2 separate regions of the Homo sapiens genome follow, and region 2 is linked to region 1. Evidence: chromatin loops called from intact Hi-C (ENCODE). Cell type or tissue: ascending aorta. All regions are shown on one strand.

Region 1 (2,500 bases):
CGGATAGTAAACACGTGGGTACTCATTATATTATTTTTATATCTTTTTGAATGTCAAATATTTCATAAGTTAAAAAGGAAAATAGAGGGATGGAAGAAATGACATATAGGCCTATGGAATGTCAGATCTTATAAATATCTTGGAGTGGCCTTTCAGCCCCTCCTCCTCTTGGCGCTGCCCTCAGCCTCCTCTGAGAACACATCCACTGCTGGGAGATGTGGTATGGCTGAGTCAGGTTGAGGAAGGCCCCTATGAGTCCTGTCCTGACAGATATCTTCGGGCCAGCTCTCCCTCCTCTCTGCTTTATCTGCTCTTTCAGTCAGCTGGACAGAGTCAGAAATGCTCATTAATTTTTATTAGCATTTTACAGTTCAATTAAACCATTTCCATTCTACTGAATTGCCTAACTTGACTCACTTCTCAGCTGTGTGCTCCCTATGAAGGATCTTCTTTTGCCCACTCACATTCCCAATCCTAACTCTTCACATTGTGCGGTATACTGAGATTTTCAGTTGGGCTGGGAAAGGCTACCTTGCAGGATTCCCAGCATAGCAAGGTTTCCCAGCATAGCTCTGTCAACCTCAAAGGCCCAGGCTGGAAAATACAGATGTCGTTGAATTGCTTTTGAAAAAATAACAATCATGTTACTTTTTTCCTCCCATAATGATTGTTCATATAAATAAGAAAAGAATATAGATGGATTCTGATCTATTGGTTGTCCCCAGGATCAAGTTCACAGGAGAGGAAGAGTTCAGCTATACAGAGAGGGCCAATGTTGCCCCAAGCCTATTTCAGAACCTGGGTTCCTTTTACCATGTTCAGTGTGCACAAGCTCAATCCTGGCCAAAAGGATAGAGTGATTCCCATACACTGAGTTCCACAATTCTCAGGAACACTTTTTGAGACACATGTATAAAAAGTGGGCCCTATCAGGCTAATCTAAGTACAAAAGCAGGATAAGCTAGGCAGAATGTATGAATGTAATTTATCTCGATCTCAGAAAGGTTTGAATTGTGCCTTACCATACATAATATAATACATACAAACCTGGAAAGCCAGATCTGAACCACACATTCTCACCGGACCACATTGCCTAAAACAGGCAGCCTCAACTTCCTTGTTGCTAACTTCAGTCCGCAGCCTCCTTCCGCTCCGCCCCCATTCCGAGTTGGTGTGTCATAGTCATTGAGAGCTTTCAACACATTTGCTAGTTCCCAAAAATAGAAAGAATATGCATGATCTTGGAGCTACATTAAAAGCATCAATTGAATCTCCTATTGTTTCTTTAGATATGTAAGGATGACAAGAAGCTAGAGAGAATTTCTGCTTCTGTGGTGGGGAAACAGGGCTAGAGAGATGTGTTACTAAAATTATCCCTTTGCCTGTTCTCCCTGGTCCCCCAGAGGGTTAAATGTGAGTTTTCAGGCGCTAGATTTGTCATAAGCCAAATGTAAAGATGTGATAGGAATAATTAAGAATGACCTACTAGTTGAGGAACTCCAATCAGAAAGAGTAGCTAAGACTATAAGCAGTAAGCAGCATGGAACAAAAGAAAGAGCATGATGTAGAGTCTGAAGCCCTGAGTTTGATGCCTTGCTGCCTAACCTACCAGCTGTATGGTTACGGACAAGCCAGTTAACCTCTCTGAGCCCCAATTTCCTCAACTAAGAAATGAAGACAGTTATCCTTACTCTGTAAAATAGCTATAAAGCTCTAATATAAACATGTCATTTCCAGGACATGAGGCCAGACTTGTCCACCAAATACAGCCCTGAGCTTTCTTGCTCCTGGGCCAGTGTTTCATAGTCCTTAAAACCCTCTTTTGATAAACTTAAAGGAAAAACATCTCACTACCTCCTTTAGCTCATTTAAACTTTCCAAATAATTTAAATATTGTGAGTAAAAATAAGTCAAAGCAAGGGTAACTCTGAATATTTTTTCAATTTACATAGCTGCCCCACTGTCCCTGGAAATTCTATACATCCTTTCAGGACAGGGTGGTATTTGTCACCAAAATAACAGATATATATTTGGGGTCACACTAATAGCTGCTCTCTGGCCCAACTATGCTTCCTATTCCAATCTTAGCCTTCGAGGTCAAACTTACACATTCTTATTCCTGAAATAAACTTTCTCTGACTGCTCAAGCTGATGTGGCTCCCCTTCTCCAAATTCTGACACCAATTGTGAAGGCCCTGACATACCACACACTTGGCACTTAGCCACCATGCTGCTCACAGCTTTTAGTTTGCCTGCCCATTAAAGGCTGTGCCCAGCACTCTATCTTCTTTGGTCTTGCTTCACTTAGGGATTGTCCAGAGAAGAGCAGCTGACAAAGCCCCAGAGTTTCCTCTGGTTGTCCTCTGCACATGGCAAGGGGACAAAGTCCTCTTGAACCCTGGTTGCCTGTGGTCTTGTTGGAACCAGGCTGCCCATATGCCACTTGTTAATGGTAGTCTGAGTGCCTTCACAGGGACACGGTGAGCAGGTGCTCAAAACA
Region 2 (2,500 bases), 260 kb after region 1:
GCTTGTTTCCTGGTCCCTGGAGCTTCCAGTATTCACCAATGTTCTTGTGGGTTTCTAGCATCTTGGAGGCCTGGTCCAAGTTACCTGTGGTGAAAGAATACTCTTTAGGTTGAGACCAAACTTCAGCTCCTTTGGGAGAAACTTGGTTGCTGATCACCCTGGTCCACCTTGCAGAACCAACAGGATTGGGGTGGTGGAGCATGAGAGGGAAGGGTATACTCATGTAAGGCCAGTAATAGAGAGAAAAAGGGCTGAAATTAGTCAAGAAGAAATTCATAACCAGTATCTGAAGTATGCTGGGCCTTCTTCCATTGCTCAGGGAATATCTTGGGAAAAGAAGAACCTCAGGCTCCTGCCTGGAATTATAAAGTAAGAATCCCAGTTCCTAACAATTCTCATTATTTGAAGTCTTAGGTGACATGAAGAGCTTGGTTAATTAAAATATGAAAACATTGTCAAAACCTTGTTTCCACCAATAGCTCTAATTTCGTGCCCCTCCCAACACTTCCCCAGAGTATCATAAACAGTTCTAAATTTTCACCCCTCTCTGTAACCCACCCATTAAGAGGAAATGTGAGCAGTAGATGTGTCCAAAAACCAGGTGGTAGGAGGAAAAACCAAGGGTATATCTAATCAGACCCAATTAGAAAGTAAAATCTGTGTTCCCAGGACAGCCAAATAGCAATGCTTCCATTTCCAAAATGAGGATATTAAGGCTCACAGGAGGGGAATGATTGGAACTGACTACACACAAAAAATCACATTGTAGTCATAATGTGATACACAAAAATACACACAGAAATTCAGCAACATAACTAAGGTCTCCTGACACCTGGCTCAATTATCAAATGTTGCTAACTGGTACCATCAACAGATAAATACTCAAATAAAGAGTAAAAATACATCAGCTCTTCTTACCTGCTCAGAAACCAGTGTCCTATTTAATATTCCTTCCAACTGCTTCCTGGCCATTCATTCCAGTGGTGTTAAATTCTTCTAAGTGTATCCTAAAACCCTCTAGATCAAGACCAACCCAGAGCGACCCCTACTGGGAGGGACATAACCTCAGTGGGAAATGATTTGAATGCCTCTGCCTAAACAGGCTTCTGAGTCAGCCCAGTCTCAAGTGGTTTGAGTAGAGCTCAGCCAATATGTGAGGTGACATGTGTGTGGGTACTATTTCAGTGTGTCTGTTTTTGGGATTATATTTTGTTAGGTTTTTCTTAAGTATAAGAACCCCTCTACTTCATTTGGAAAGCAAATCTTAAATTTTAATATTGGTATCAATAGATATTCATGAATATCAACTATGTACCTATCCAGCCCAGGCCTGGATAGAGCTTATAAAGCACTTTCATGTCTGTTAGCTCTTTTTAGCCTACAGTATTGTCTGTGAGGTATAAACTATTAACCCAAGGTTACAAATAAATAACTGAGGCTCAAAGAGGTAAAGTGACCTATTCCAGATCATACAGGTAGTAAGAAGCACAGCCAAAATTCAAGTCCAAGCATGTCTGACTTCAAAACTGTTGTCCTTTCCAGCACTGGGTTGTCAGAATGCAAACTCCACAGGCTTTGCTATTTTGCTCAATCAATGTTTGTTGAATGAGCAAGTGAGTGAGTCAATTAATAATTAGAAGAAGCAGCTCATGTACCAGGGCAGATTCAGGTTGGCCCCACAGTGGGCAGAGCTCTTGGGCATATGGAATTGGTGGAGGGCAGTGGGGAGAAGAAAACTACTACCATCACTGAGCACCCCTGTGTGCTAGGAACTGTGCTGGGAACATCAATAGATTCTATTTCATGTGAAGATGTTATTCAGCACCCCATCCCTCATATTGAGAAATTGAGGTCCAGAGAGGTTATACAACTTGCCCAAGTTTGCAGAGCAAATATTTGAACCTGAGTCTGTTCAATCCCAAAGTTGATCCTCTTTCTACGATATTGGTCTGCCCTGGGAACCTCCAGATTAAAAGCTTCGAGGGAGGGGCTTGTAAGAATATGTGTAGAATAAGGTAGAAGAACAGAAATTGAGCAGTAGAAAACAAACTGAAGTTTGGTGGTCAGTGAAGGGGGCACTATTTGAAACCCACAGAACACTGGCAGTGAAAAAATGGAGGTAAATCAGGTACTAATTATGATATAAATATGATTCTTGGATCCCATAGCCAGGAGGGTCAGAGATATAAGAAGAGCTAGATGACACCTGGCTTTCCAAATGGAGTCCTGATGTCATCCTCCTTCCCAGGAATAGTTTTAGCCCCAAGTGTTTAGTTGGGACCTTAAGAATCAGAGCTGCAACATGAGAGCCACTTATATCCCACAGGTAAGTGTGGCTGCTGAGGTGATGGTGGGACATAAGCCAATCTCAGGGGTATATTTTTCTACCCATGGCCTATAAATAAGCCCAGATAAATCCCTAGGGTAAAGACTAATAGCCTCATCTCTGCAGCTCCCTGACCCCACCCCACCAGGAGTTGTCATCTGCTTCTGACAATCA

What was found. Peaks named below come from ENCODE experiments on the same cell type or tissue, not always from the same donor. Only the 100,000 strongest peaks of a DNase experiment are listed, where the experiment ranks them.
Region 2: it touches region 1 in a loop (3-fold over the local background); 1 of 110 quality-filtered maps calls a loop at or near these places.

The regions. Positions count from the first base shown.
Region 1 is chrX:63,656,858-63,659,357 of GRCh38, forward strand. The region is part of intron 7 of ARHGEF9 (Cdc42 guanine nucleotide exchange factor 9); the gene reads right to left. Among named protein-coding and RNA genes, the nearest start is that of ARHGEF9-IT1, 13 kb to the right of the region's middle. In ascending aorta, no CTCF peak of the experiment used is centred here; DNase peaks (open chromatin) are centred at 204, 1,144 and 2,224; H3K27ac peaks cover 2,404 bases.
Region 2 is chrX:63,917,735-63,920,234 of GRCh38, forward strand. No RefSeq gene overlaps it. Among named protein-coding and RNA genes, the nearest start is that of MIR1468, 130 kb to the left of the region's middle. In ascending aorta, a CTCF peak has its summit at 1,047 (motif pointing left); a DNase peak (open chromatin) is centred at 1,069; H3K27ac peaks cover 1,826 bases.